Regions from separate parts of the Mus musculus genome. Here all the other regions are linked to region 1. Evidence: chromatin loops called from intact Hi-C (ENCODE). Cell type or tissue: heart. All regions are shown on one strand.

The links. Hi-C counts contacts between places; a loop is a spot of excess contacts. Peaks named below come from ENCODE experiments on the same cell type or tissue, not always from the same donor. Only the 100,000 strongest peaks of a DNase experiment are listed, where the experiment ranks them.
Region 2: it touches region 1 in a loop (3-fold over the local background); 15 of 42 quality-filtered maps call a loop at or near these places.
Region 3: a loop joins it to region 1, with 2.0 times the contacts of the local background. A loop is called at or near these places in 14 of 42 quality-filtered maps.

Annotation. Positions count from the first base shown.
Region 1 is chr5:147,427,717-147,432,716 of GRCm38, reverse strand. It overlaps Pan3 (PAN3 poly(A) specific ribonuclease subunit), which reads right to left and starts at 2,561. Exons shown (of 19, transcript NM_028291.5): 1 at 1,708-2,561. The coding sequence starts at 2,137. In heart, no CTCF peak of the experiment used is centred here; DNase peaks (open chromatin) are centred at 1,436, 1,846 and 2,566; H3K4me3 peaks cover 3,279 bases; H3K27ac peaks cover 2,460 bases.
Region 2 is chr5:147,857,696-147,862,695 of GRCm38, reverse strand. It overlaps Pomp (proteasome maturation protein), which reads right to left and starts at 2,068. Exons shown (of 6, transcript NM_025624.3): 1 at 2,005-2,068; 2 at 46-143. The coding sequence starts at 2,007. In heart, a CTCF peak has its summit at 1,658; a DNase peak (open chromatin) is centred at 2,105; H3K4me3 peaks cover 2,569 bases; H3K27ac peaks cover 1,835 bases.
Region 3 is chr5:147,532,004-147,537,003 of GRCm38, reverse strand. Pan3 (PAN3 poly(A) specific ribonuclease subunit) reads right to left here. Exons shown (of 19, transcript NM_028291.5): 14 at 464-603. Among named protein-coding and RNA genes, the nearest start is that of Pan3, 100 kb to the right of the region's middle. In heart, a CTCF peak has its summit at 2,595 (motif pointing right); no DNase peak of the experiment used is centred here.

The DNA of each region.
Region 1 (5,000 bases):
ATGCAGCCTCCTTCCTTGGTCTCTGCTTCAGTTGCTGCCTCCAGGTTCATACCTTGAGCTTGTGTGTGGCTCCCTCAATAACTGACTCTAATGCATAATAAACCTTCCCTCCTCCCCAAGCTGCTTTTGGTTATGGTGTTTTAAAGCAGCAACAAAAAGCCAACTTAGGACAGATACTGTTTTTTTCATTCCTTACCAATCAAACATTATCCTTAAATGAACCAGAGGCACAACTTCATTTCATACAATTTACCTTAAACAAAAGCTCCACTGGGCATGATGGCAAACCTATACTCCCAGCTCATGAGGCTGAGGCAGGGGGATCAGACAAGTGTGGGCCACAGAGAGAAACCCTGTCTGAAAAAAGAAACAGAAGAGGAGGAAGGGGGCAAAGACAACGCTTGCTTGTTAAGCCTTAGTAGTTAAAGTGCCTACTGCCAAGGCTGACCACCTGAGTTCCAGCTTTAGGACCCATGCTGTAGGAGGGCAATGACTCCCCTAAACTGTCTGTCCTCTTACCTTTCTACATTCATGCTATGTGAGAGCACACTGACAATGACACACACACACACATACATACATACATACACACACACACACACGTAATTTTTAAAAAATTAACGGCTACATCCCACCAGGAAATTAACTTCTTTACAAAGCATCTAAATTTATTACCATTTAAGCTTCGGTAAACAAGAGACCAAAAAAAAAAAAAAAAAAAAAAAAAAAAGAAAAAAAAGAAAGGGGGGGGGCTGTTAAAAATAAATTATCCCAGTAAGTAGTAAACCACTTTATCAGGTTGTTTGTGTTAAAGACAGATTGTTCTGAAGTTCAAGTTAACTTGACTATCAAGTTATCACAAGATCTAAAACTAGAGGAAATCAAGCATCTAATTCTAATGTTCAAAGCATTTACAGTAACAGCAAACTCCACTTAACTTAACAGCTATAACGTACACAGCCCTAAATTCTTCTCACGAAAGCCTTCGGGGTGCGAGACGCTCTTGAGGCCCAGTGCTGAGCAAGTTCACTCGGTATAACGCCATGGGAAAGACAAGATCCCTGCAGACGCCCAGTTCACTTACTCTGGCTTTCCAGAAACCTGCCTGAGCGCAAGTCTTGGGAAATTCCTAACCTAAGCTCTCTATTAAACCTGTGCTTACTTAAAAATAAATAAATGAATAAAGCTGATCTTCATACACCTCTCCTCCCCGCACCCCCACCCCTGGCCCCGGACATCCTTTAGAAGGAGTTCCCAGCCGGCAACTTTCGGCAGCCCGCGCTCCACGCGAGCACGCACCGACACATGTGCTCGCAGACCCAGCCCCTTTCCACGCACACGCGCGCGCGCGCGCACACACACACACACACACACACACACAAACCCGGAAGCGACACCCCCTTGCTTCCACTCCGCAGCCCATCCCCCCTGCTCCCCGCACCCCACTCCCAGCGCCCCCCACCCCACCCCAATTACACCACGACCGTCCGTCCACCCACGCTCCCGGGAACCCGCCTCCCCTAGCTCCGGGGTTTGCCCCGAGCGGCGGAGCCCAGAGAGGAAACAGGAAGAAGGAAGGAGGGCTGCGCAGGGCCTAGGCCTCTCCTGCGGCCCGGAGGTGAGGGGAAGCGGGCAGGCTCAGGCCTCCTCCCCGCGCCCGGACCGCACCAACCCCGCACCGCACCACCCCGCCCGGGCCTCACTTACTCGCCACCCGCGGGCCATCGAGTCCGCCGCCCGCGGTCGCCGCCCCCGGGACGCCCAGCTCCGGCTTCTTGGGCCCCGCGGGCGGCCCCGCTCCCCCGCCCGGGAGCGCTCCCGGAGGAAAGGCGGCCCCGGCCGCGGCCGCTAGCGCCAGCGGGACGCTGTTGCTATGGAGGCCAAGCCCCGGGGCCGCGCCGGCGGCTGGGTCCTCGTGCAGGAACTGACACTCCTCGCCGTAGAAGCACGTCTTGTCCTTGGCGTAGTAGCGGCAGTACTTGAGCTTCACGCCCGCCGCCGCCGCCGGCCCGCCGGGGACGCCCCCGACGCCCGACGAGGCCGCCACCGCCACCGCCACGGCCGCCGCCAGCGAGGACGACGACGGCGAGGCAGCGGCCGAGGGCGGCGGGAGGCCACCGCCGCCGCCACTGTTCATGGCCACGCCGCAGCCGCGTCCCCCGCCGCCACCATAGACGAGGGCGGGAAGGAGCCGCCGCCGGAGCCGGATGGAAGCCGGGCGGGCGGGTTGGGCCCCGCTGAGGGAGCCGGAGCCGCCCGGGGAGGGGGAAGGGCGGGCGGGCGGCGAGCAGGGATTCTCCCTCTCCCTCTCCGCTGTCCTTAAAGGGGCCGCGCGGGACGCCGCGGTGGGCGCGCGGCCGGGGCTGCGGGGAGAAACGACCCTGAGGCGGCGGCGACCGGAAGCTGTGGGGCAAAGGCACGGCGGGAGGGAGCCGCCGGTTTGTTTTTAAACTCTTGCCCTCCGCTCGCTCGTCGGCTCGCGCTCCGGGTCCTCCCGACTTGTTTATGCCATTTTCCTCTTCCTGAGACGCTCGCCGCCTCTGCGCCTGCGCGAGTGGCGCGGGGCCTTGTGGGTAGGAGGCCTGGCCCGGGGGTGGGGGACCGCAGGCGTGGCCCCCACGGGGCGTCCGCGAGCTGACCGGAGGCGGTTGCTTCAGCCCGAGCCCTCGGAGGGAGGCCTTCCCCACGGCGGCGGCGCCGAGGCTCTCACGAGACCCGGTGGTAGTCCGCTTGGAGGGGAAAACACAAAATGACAGTCCGTCTCAGGTCCTTGGAAGGGGACGCAGCCCAACCTCGCTCCCCGGAGAGGAGAGTTTGCTTCCGTTTGTCACGTTTCCTCTCCCTTTCCCTGTGCTCCGCCACCCCTCTAGCCTTTGTTTTTTTTTTTTTGTTTTTTTTTTTTAAATCCTCCCCCTCGAAGGTGATGGACTACTGGCCAGATAGCCTTAGCTTCTGGGCTCTTTGTCAAAAGATGGAGCCAGAACCCTGGATGCCACCAAACCCCTGCTTAGAGCAGCACCTGTTTCCTCCGCTTTGATGGCCCTCGGGATTTTTTTCTCTCAAAGGTGCCACCTGGGACAGTGCTACCTTGGCAGCACGGGAAGACCCAATTCCAAATGTGCTGGAATGTTTTCCTACTCTGCATTCGAAATTCACTTTTTAAAAAAAAGTTTTCCCCTCATTGATTTCCAATTTGCTCCCCCCACCACCACCTTTTTTTAAAGGGGAGAGGCGTGAAGACAATTGAACCGCAGTGAAGTGAAAAATTGATATTAGGGTTTTAGAAATCTTCTCTAAAAGATTTTCTCAAAAGACAAATCCCTGTTATGAAAAGGACGGGTGTGGGCAGCATTTAAGGAATCGTGGCAGCCTGACGAAGTCACAAAAGAATATATAAAGTTTCACACTGCCAAAAGGGTGAGGTTGAGATGCATGCTATATAGATCCCAATCTGGTAAGCCTAGTGATGCTGCCCAGGGAAATTCTAAGCTGCTATCTCTGCGTGGACGCAGTGTTCACTCATTTAAATATCCAACAGGTATTTGTTAATGTTAATTACATGTTCCCAAGGAGCTGGGGATGCAAAAGTTAACCAGATGCAGTCGGACCTGAATTCAGAGGGCTTATTTATCCTCCGGCTAATGAGGCATAAGATGTGAATTAGTGTCTAGTGTTAACATCAGCTGTTAGAGGGGATTTAAAGAGTTGAACTCCTACTGAGAACTGTTGGGGAGTGGGGAGAGTGTTTACAGCATCCTTGAATTCAGACCTGCCTTTGGAACCTGCTTGCTTCTCTGTGTCTCCTTTGTACATTTGAGATTAAGTAAGTATCCACTTCATAATGAGCGAAGTGGTTCATAAAAATGTCCCGTGTTTGGGAAGAATTCAATCTAGCACTTGCTTTTTATTGCTGCTAGGTGTGTAGAGAAAGAGCATTCTAGCCGAAGCTAACAGCTTGTGAAGGAGGTCTCCAGGTGAATGGGGGTAGGGTTTTAGTAGTGTAATGATATCACACAGCTGAGCAGAGTTCGCAGAAGTGCTTTTCAGGCAGTATTAAGGGATTGGACTTTTTCTTGAAGGCAATTAGAAACTATCACAAGGTTCCAAAATGCTAAGTAGCAACATTCACATTTCCTTTAAGAAGAAAAGGGATCCCCGGGCTGGTGAGATGGCTCAGTGGGTAAGAGCACCCGACTGCTCTTCCGAAGGTCCAGAGTTCAAATCCCAGCAACCACATGGTGGCTCACAACCATCTGTAACAAGATCTGACGCCCTCTTCTGGAGTGTCTGAAGACAGCTATAGTGTACTTACATATAATAAATAAAAATAAATCTTTAAAAAAAAAAAAAAAGAAAAGAAAAGGGATCCCCATAAGAACGCCGAGAAGCAATAAAAGAAAGGCAAATTGTCCCTGAGCAGGGGAAGGCCTGAAATTGCCCAAAGTTTATTCATTCCAATCCAGGGCGTACCTAGTGAGTCGTGTGTGCTGTTTGTATTGGATGCTTCATTGGTGTTAAATAAACGTGCATGTCTTAAAGACTTGCCATGGAAGGTGGTGTTTCAGGGCTTGATAAATTTAAGCTACATTCAACATATTGTTCAAACTAACCTTAAATGAGAATCAATGATGATTACATACCAAGCAAGAGCTATGCTAGGCTCTGACATAACAAGACCTGGCCTGAGGATGGTTCAGTCAGGAAAACACTTGCCTTGCGATTGGAAGAACTGAGTTCCAGTCCCCAGAATCCAAGTAAAAATTGCTAGGCATAGTGGTGTGCATATAACACCAACGCTGAGAAAGCAGAGACAGAAGAGCCCGCTGTGCTAGCTGGCCAGCCGATCTAGCCTAATTGGTAGTAGCTGGAGGCCAGGGAGAGACCTCATCTCAGAAAAAGTGGACAGCCTTTCCAAGGATGACACTTGAATTTGTCCTCAGACTTTCAGGTGTACCCTGTACACACATGCACATACATTCATAAAAAAAAAGTATATAGAT
Region 2 (5,000 bases), 430 kb before region 1:
GCTTCGTGAGAACGAGCGAGACACAGCCCCAGCTCCCCGACATACCCTTTCCGGAGAAGATCGTGACTCTCGAAAGGCCCGCTGGCTGAGAGCTCCGCGACTGGAATACTGTCCTTCAGCTCCGACCCAAGACCTCTGGCGTTCTACAACACAAAGTCAATGCGCTGGTTAGAGGACAGAGGCGCTAAGAACCGTGCCCTTAAGGAACCCAGGATCTACAGAGAGAGCCTTAAGTGCTGCGGTAGCCAGCGCACGGGGTACATTGAGCACCGCATCCGAAGGTAGAAAGACTCCTGCTCTGACTTCTAAATGTGGCAGCAGGGAGAGCATCGTATGAAGAAAAAGAAAAGGAATGAAGACAAACTACGGCCAGTTTGAGATGACTGACATGATTGAAGGGGTAAAATTCAAAGGTGGACAGTCGTATGTACCAAAAAACTTGAGCTTTACCCTAATCTTGGTATGATCAGCCAGATCTGCTTCACTGGAAAGAACCTTCCCATTGGCTGTAGTGTTTTAACCCAATGAAAAGGCTGAGGACAGAACCCCAGGGAACAGGCAGGTCAAATATAATACCAGAGGTGGAATTACGGCATGACACCTAGACATGAGGTCATAGGATCTGACAGAAAGGGGGAGGAGCTGTCTTCTATGATTAAAAATAAATGCAGCTAGTTGAAACAGTGCAAAAGGCTAAAAACAGCTCCTTTGGAACTGTCACTGTCACCCGACATCTGACAGCACAAACTGCTTAGATACAGGTGACCTGGTCTCTGTTACTAGTCTAGACCAAACAATTCTGAGAAAGCAGCTAGTTGATAGACTTACTTCACCTGTGTATTTGACCTGGCAGCTCGCATGGGGGGGAATGTCAGCAGCCCCAACTGGGTCTTGCTTGAGCCTCACCAGTCTCCCCAATTCTGCACAAGGTTTCCCCAAAACACACCACCTCACCAACAAAATCGCTAACAATCTCCTTCTAGACCTCATTAACATCTGAGAAATAGAGTTCGGGGCTCCAACTCTATAATTCAAGGGCCTGGTACTGTTGGTGTCCCCACTCTTCACACAGGAAACCACGGGGATCAGGAAGACAACAGGTAATCTATCCTGGACAGTCACCTACTCCGTGACTGCCAGTCAAGCACAGACTTCCAGGACTGGCCCTGTCTATGATTATAGCTGTCCCAATGCTGACTGACACCACTACAGTACAGTGTTCTCCTGGGGACAGATGTACTGAAAAGCACCAAAGGAGAAGTTTCGCTACACACAAAGGGGAAATTCTGAACTCTAGTATTGCTGTTACTATCGTCCCGGTGTCCTTTTGTAAAATATGAGGACTCCTTAAGGTTCTAGTTCAGTGTCAGATACAAGTTAAGTCTATGAAGACCTAAAAACCATTCATATTTCAGCGTTTCTCACATTCCTTTACACTGGTTAGCGGTCTCTGCCAATCCAAGCTTTCTGGACGTGGGCAGATGGCGTGCGGAGGAGTGCCATAGTGACTCAGGACTATGCTCAAAGAGAAACAGAAAGTGGGGCAGGAGGAGAGGCCAGAAGGGGAGGAGAGGCCAGAGGGGGATGCGAGGGAGTTCAAGCACTAACTATACGAACAAAACGGGAGCGACACATGGCACACAGAGAGATGTTTGTAAACCGAGGCTGAGCTGTACGAATGCAACGGGCGGTCGTGCGCCTTGGCGGGTGTAGGGGTGCAGTCACCCTAAGGGAGAAGGCACGTGGCGTGTCCCAACACGCACACAAGGCTTGGCTTTCGGAGGTGCCCAGTGCATGGAGTGCATCCGCCTCCACTGCTGGGAAGGGGCGCTGTGGCCTGGGAGGCCCGGGGAACTGACCCGCGCCGTCCGATCGGAGCCAGGACCACCCGAGAGAGTGCAGCCCGGGTCCCGCCCACGTCAGACACCCGCCGGGACCGGGCAGTCGCGATCGTGCCCGCACCACGAGTACCCGCCGCGACGGCGGCCCTCCGCGCTCACTCACCATCTTTGAAACAGCTCTGTGAGATCTATAAACCTGCTCGAGTCCGCCGGCCAAACCGCTCACTTCCGTTTCCGGGGCCGAGACGCCCACCCCTCCGCCCCATCCGCCGGAAGTGCGTCCTTCCGGCCAGGAAGGAAAGGGGGCGTGGGAGGAGCAGGGAGTAGCGTTGGGCCGGGGCTCCCACGCTCGCTGTCCCCCGGTGAGCGAGGGCCAAGGGCGCAGCTCGGGTGTGCACTGGCCCTGGCCTCGCGGGACGGTGTTAGATGGGCGTGTGCAAATGCACAGACTTCCCACGGGCCATCCAAGGACGCACGGTGGTGATTTACATAAAGTCCTTCTGCTGAGTCAAAAGTGGGACAACAGGCCTTTACGGTTTTATAAATCGAAGGTCCGAGGCTGGGTATGTGTAGAACCTAAGGAAAGGACCAAGCTAGCTTAGGCACCGAGCCTCAGGCAGAGGCGGGCTCCAGGGTTGTGGGGTGTGGATATTTCCGAACTTGGGGGGCAATCACAACCTGAGTCCCAAGTCAGGTCTGGCCACCGGTTCGTTCATAATAAGCAACTTAAAAGCGGGAGGCAGAAGGCGGCGATATGGTCAGTGTGGCCAGACTGGAAGACAGCAAAGACTTGGGAGGTTCCCTGGGACTAAGTCCTTTTCGGTGACATGGGGGTGGTGGTGGTGACAATTTTAAGTCAGGGTCATCAGAGCTAACGTATGTCAGGCTCTTAGAATTACAAATAACGTGGTTCTACATGTTGTACATGAGTCATCTCCCTAAGTCTTTTCATTAAGCTTTTTTTTTTTTTTTTGTTATTCGAGACAGGGTTTCTCTGTGTAGCCCTGGCTGTCCTGGAACTCACTCTGTAGACTAGGCTGGCCTCGAACTCAGAAATCCGCCTGCCTCTGCCTCCCAAGTGCTGGGATTAAAGGCGTGCACCACCACGCCCGGCTTTTCATTAAGCTTTTTAAAATTAATTTTTAAAGGATTCCTCTAAAACGTTTTGTTTGACTGTCTGCGTGTGCATCAGGTGTGTGCCTGGTGCCCTCACACTCTTTTGCAACATTAGCGGTGTTTGCCAACACGAAAGAGTCTTAGGGTCTTATAGGACTGGAGTTATAGGTAGATGGTTGGGAACCACCCTCTGGGTGCTGGGAAAGGGACGCAACAGATGCTCTTAACCGCGGAGCCATCTCTCCAGCCCTGTTGCTCACATTATGAGAGTATGGCATAGCACGAAGGAGAAGAAGACAAAACAGGTCTTAGCTGTGCTGGCCGGAGGATGAGGCGGCTGGTCACTTGGGTTCTGCAGTCAGAAGCAGAGAGAAATGAATGTCGTCCTCTTGTTTTTGTCTTGTTACTCAGCCTAGGACCCCAGCCTATGGGATGGCGCCTCCCACATTCAGGGTACATCATTTTTAAAATGATGTAAATGACTTCACTGATATGCCCAGACTGTCTCCTCTCAGAGAACCCGGGTTCCTTTCACATCACTCTCATCAGGAGGCTCAAAGCCATCTGTAACTCAGCTTAAGACGATCCAATGCCCTCTTCTGGCCTTGAACTGTACTCATGTACACAGATACATAAAACCAAAGACCATCACCATACCAACATGTCTTTGGCCTGATCCCATGAGCCCTTTCTTTGTTAAGTGCATTTAAGATATCTATTTACATATCTGTTCCTCCAGGAAAATTCCAGCATCTCACACGTAAGGAAATTCCTTTTTTTATAATTTCATTGCCCAGTACTAAAAGAAATGTTCAGCAAGTGTTCAGGACTGACTCTGTATCACTCAGCATGTGCAGTCAACAAACATTAAATGATTATGTTTTTGAAGTAGGATTCCAGTAGCTCACACTGCCCACCAGCTCACTCTGTGTCTGAACGTGAGTGTGTACTCATAATCCTCCTGTCTCTGTCTCCTGAATCTACCATTACAGGCATGGGCCATGATGCCCTGAGATTTTTTTTTCTTAAGCTGCAGTTATAAGGGCTAGAAAAATGAAAAAAGATCTATGTTCAGTTCCCAGCATTTTCTGATTTGGGCTCAATATGCACACACACACACACACACACACACACACACCCAGTTCATTGTTTGCATGGGCAGGTCTAATAATTCTCCTTTACATACGGTGATGGTTTGTATATGCTTGGCCCAGGGAGTGGCACTATTAGGAGGTGTGGCCTCGTTGGAGTGGGTGTGGTCTTGTTGGAGTAGGTGTGTCACTGTGGGCATGGGCTTAAGACCCTCACCCTAGCTGCCTGGAAGCCAATCTTCTGTTAGCAGCCTTCAGATGAAGATGCAGAACTCTCAGCTCCTCCTGCACCACGCCTGTCTGGATGCTGCTGTGTTCTTGCCTTGATGATAATGGACTGACTCTCTGAACCTGTAAGCCAGCCCCAATTAAATGTTGTCCTTTTTTTTTTTAAGATTTATTTATTATATGTAAGTACATTGTAGCTGTCTTCAGACACTCCAGAAGAGGGAGTCAGATCTCATTACGGATGGTTGTGAGCCACCATGTGGTTGCTGGGATTTGAACTCCGGACCTTCGGAAGAGCAGTCCGGTGCTCTTACCCACTGAGCCATCTCACCAGCCCAAATGTTGTCCTTTTAAGAGTTGCCTTGGTCTTGGTGTTTGTTCACAGCAATGAAACCCTAACTAAGACATACTTTACTACCAAATGAGCCAGCTCTTATCCTTTGACTATTGGCCCAGTGAGTCTTAAAGTCGTTGCCTTAAGTAATGGTGGCTTAAGTCGTGGTGGCCAAACACAGGACCATTTATTTTAACACTTAAAGCAATACAGTGTAGTATTTGGAGCAACTCTGAACTCAGGCTGGGTCCTTGGGTATATTTACTTAACATGTCTCCTTGGGTATATTTACTTAACATGTCTTTGTTTTCTCACGTCTACAACGAGGCGACGGTAACATCTATCTCAAACAGTTATATAGTTGTATAGTACTCTAGTACTATAAAAGCT
Region 3 (5,000 bases), 100 kb before region 1:
CATCCCAAACTTATATTCAAAGACTTCTTGGAGTCTTCCGTTGACTTGCACCCCTGGAGCAGAGATTCATACACATAACTGGACTTTGAAGGAGGCTGCATTACAGCATCTCTCACTATCTAGAGCAACACTGGCCGAGGGAGCTCAAAAGATGAAAAGGCTCTTTTCATTTCTTTGTTGTCCATGCCTTAGCTGGGGTCTACATACATGGCTGTGGAGCTCTTCAGTATGACTAGTGTAACCCAAGAGCTAGCAACAAGTGGCTATCAGTACAACTCTAGAAGGCACTCTCTGACCAAGTGACTAACAAACTGGTTTATATATCCATCCTAAGAAATACATAGTTATCAATAAAAATTAGGAAATCAATAACTGCTTGTGTCTGCTAACTTTAAACAGTGGGACGGCTCCTATGGAAATCTCTATCTTAATCACAGAGGACCACTCTGCTTCATGGACTTACAAGATGAGGTTCTTCAGGTCAGAGGAGTAGTTGATTGTCACCAATTCCATGGCTTTCTGTAAATTTTCTCGCTGAATTCCTGCCAAAGAGTTGCAAGCCAAAGCCAACACAACTTTTCCTAATGATATCAGATCTGCTTGCTGACATGAGAAAATAAACATAACTTTTAATTTCTGCTTTACAGGTATATTTTCAAACACACTGAACACATCACCTAACAGGAATAGCACATTATGAGAGAGAGACAGAGACACAGAGAGAGAAAAAGAGAAAAGAGAGAGAGAGAGAGACAGAGAGACACGAGGAGCATGGTTACTTGTAAGAATCACTGTGACTTTACTGAGCCTCTCTGTCACAGTCTCATTTAATTAATAGGTCCAAACATTTGAGGGCATCCAAGTCATCCTAATGAAAGCATTTCTAGGACCACCATACTTTTAGGAAACATTACTGTAAACAATTTACATTCCAATTATGGAACTGTTGCTTTTACAAGCTTTTATGTTTTCGGGGGTGGGGGATGGGTGCAGGAGGGGGTTGAGACAGGTACCAAGACAACTCTGAAGTAGCTTTCTCTTCCCACCTTTACATGCAGGCTACAGAGATTCACCTCAAGAGGTCTCCAGGCTAACATGATAGATGTCTTAATGTGCTGAGCTATCTCTCTCACTTGTTCCAACATTTGTATTTTTATTCTGAAATTTTAAATGCAACTGATACTCTTCCCCGTTTCACAGAACTGAGGGCCACTACATGCTTGCTTTGCCAAGATCACTGTGACTAAACACACATTTCCTGAGTTCAAGATAGCCATGTGAATGTGGAGACAAGACAGCCCCCTACAAGTAAGCATTCAGATCACAGTTATCATAGAACATCAAAACGGCAGACATCAATGACACCCCGTGTCTTTGTTTTCCAATAGTGAGCTATTTTTGCTCACTGATAATAATAGGTCTTTGAATTCTTTTTCCCTCCATTTTTTGTTTTAAAAATGGTCCATTATCGTGAGGTTTTCCTTCTAACAGTGGTCATCAGGACCTTCCTAACGCTGTGACCCTTTAATACAGCTCCTCATGGGGTGGTGACGCCTACCTATAAAGTTGTTTTCATTGCTATTTCATAACTGTGGTTTTGCTACTGTTATGGATTATAACAATCTAATATCTGACCCCTGGGAAAGGGTCATTTGACCTTTAAAGGGGTCACAACCCCCAGACTGAAAACCACTGTTCTAAAAGAATTTGAGCACTGCTTACAACTCCAGCAAACAGCCGGGCATGCTGGCGCACGCCTTTAATCCCAGCACTCTGGAGGCAGAGGCTTTTTTTTTTTTTTTAAAGATTTATTTATTTATTATATGTGTGTAGCTGTCTTCAGATACTCCAGAAGAGGGCATCAGATCTCATTACAGATGGTTGTGAGCCACCATGTGGTTGCTGGGATTTGAACTCAGGACTTTTGGAAGAGCAGTCGGTGCTCTTAACCGCTGAGCCATCTCACCAGCCCCGGCAGGCGGATTTCTGAGTTCCAGGACAGCCAGGGCTATACAGAGAAACCCTGTCTCAAAAAACAAAAACAAACAAACAAACAAACAAAAAACAAAACAACTCCAGCAAACAAAACAGTCCCTAGCAATACTCCTCTACAATGACAATCATCACATGCCTAAAAGAATGTGGTTGCTTTAAGCATGGAATACAATTGAAGTAACTTTTACTGATGATTTCTATAAATACTTAGGATCTGAGATACCAAGTCAGTTACTGAATCCATGTTCATCTACTGAACATTTTTTTTTCTTATAGGAGTTTTCAAATCTAGCCATACATTAAAAACATCCAAAGAGCCGGGTGTGGTGGTGCACGCCTTTAATCCCAGCACTCGGGAGGCAGAGGCAGGTGGATTTCTGAGAAAGAGGCTAGCCTGGTCTACAAAGTGGGTTCCAGGACAGCCAGGGTTATACAGAGAAACCCTGTCTCGAGAAACCAAAAAAAAAAAAAAAAAAAAAAAAAAAAAAAAAAAAAAAATCCAAAGAGCTAAAATACAAACCAAATTAAATAAAATGATGTCTAAGTAGCCTCCTCCTCGCATGAGTTTTGGTTATGTGTGTGTAGCTGTCTTCAGTTACTCCAGAAGAGGGCATCAGATTTTTGTTACAGATGGTTGTGACCCACCATGTGGTTCAAAATAAGTTCAAAATAAGTGATAAAGTCTAGGGGTTGGTGTGTCTGTTCTGAGTGGCTGAGAAGCATGGGGCCTTGATAGAATATGAAATGGGCATGCAGGGAGCCAAGGGTTCTAAGGATTCACCAGTGAACTGCAGCAACAGATGGCTATCCCTAACATTTGACCTAAATAGTTTACATGCTAGACTCCATTACTAAAACACTTAGCTATTCAAACTCAACATTTTATTCAAAACTACCAGTACAGCCCTGACATTTTACACATGAGTTTCTGTGATCAGGTGAAAACTGAGTAAATGTACAAAATATGTTGAATTTGTTGGAAGAAGCCAAGGATTAATACCAGATTTAGGGACCCTGACTGCAGCCTGGTGTGGGAGGGCGCAGGTTGGTGGGAGGTGCCAATGTCATCCCTGTCTGGCTACTGAAAGTTAGGAGTCCTTCAGTCAACGTAAGAACAAATAAAATCTCCCAAGTTGTGCTGATGAAAGTACAAAACTTTTGGCTTTGAGAAATACGTAGTATTTCCCATTTCTACACGGTTTCAATACATTGTAGTCAGCAAAGTAAACTACAGGTGCTCATTTATCAAGTGTGTGAGCAGACTGTAACATCAGACAGCCTCCCAAGCTTTGAAACGGAACAAGTCTCAGTCTGGCTCTACCCTGGTTTGATGCCTTCCTCCTAAAATATTTCATATCCTATGTGAGAACAAAGGGCCCACAGGAGGGCTACGTGGGTATCTGAGTGTTGCACCTATCTAAAGCTGACTCGGGACGTAAACTCAGAAAGAAGATATACACACTACATAAAAGAATTTACATTACAACTTACTTTTAAATAAAAGATTAATAGTCTTCATTAGTTAAGAAATTTTGGCATTAATGACTCAAGGAACTCTTTTTTCCCCTGTATTTTCCAGCTAAATAATTTTCCATTTTTTTTGCTTCTTACCTCCATCTGGTTTTTACCCCCATTTGTTGAATTCAGGAGGTTCCCCCCAACTCATTTTCAGTGTCTTCCTGATTCTTGGTTTCTTGTTTTTTTTCTCTGATTTTATCTATGGCTCTACTTATGTCCACTTTACTGAAAGTCAGTCTCTAATCACGTGTCTGAAGCAGACTGTGAGAAATAGACTACAAGAAACAATGCGCTCCTCTCTCCTGAGCCCTCACAAAACAAAACAAAAAACAAACCTCCCCTTTGGGATTGTCTGTAAATCTCTTCTAGGCCTTGCTATAATAATCTATACAAAAATCTTCTACATCCATACAATAAAAAGAGAAAAGAAACCTGAGAAATGCATTTTACTGAAAAGTAAAGAGAGTGACAACTGGGTGAAAGCTGACAGTTTATAAATAAAGGCACTTTATTATAATTTTAAAATTTTATTTATAATAAAATGGTTGCCCCAGGCTTATAAAATAGCTGGTTGGTTGTAATTCAAGGTAATATCTATCTCCCTTTTAAAAAAGCCTCATTTTACAAGCTATTACACAATAAAGTAAGTGAAATAGTACCCATCTGCAAAACACAAAAAAGTGACTCAGAAAATTCAAAGTAGCCTTGTTTTATAGTAATAAGCAATAGTTTAGTGCTAGAGGTTGAACCCAAGGTTTTGTGCACAGCTTCTTAGTCAAATTCTATCTAAAATATACAGTGATAATCTTAAGACACGAGTTTTATTTTTTTTTTAGCCTGGACAAGAAGTTTCTAGATTCCTGGTAGTACTGGCTTTAAATACTATCCAAAAATGTAGCATAACTTTCTTAAGACATATCTAAATCACTAGTATTTAGTAATTTTCAGTCACATTCCGGCTCAAAGTAGCCTATTCTATCTTCAAACTCACTGACCTGCCTTCAGCCTACTCCCTAGTGCACACCTAGCTCATTAGTCACTTTTGGATGAAGATAAAAATTAGGCCAATGAGTTCCTAAGTATAACGCAGCAGCAGAAGACACTAAGAAATAACAGTCCATGAGAAGAGGAGGAGTAGACCATACTTAGATGGAAGAAATCTGCTGCTGGAGGTGTGCTCTGTGCTCACTCACATCACGATTCCTTCCCACATTGCCTACTGGATACCAGATATCAACCAAGGCAGCCTGCTAAGGTAGGCACAGCCAAGGGGAACTAAGATAGGAACGGCATGCAAACACATGGGTGTCAGAGTGCCTCTAAATCCCCAACAGCCGCAGACTGTCGCATGAAGCCAAACACAGAACAGGGCCCGGGACTCTTATTTCTCATCCCATCATTTCCTTCCTTCTTGTTCTGAAACTTGTCTTACCCTAAAGTAAACTAAAACTTCTTTTGAAACAAACCAAAGTTGAACAGTGGAGGAC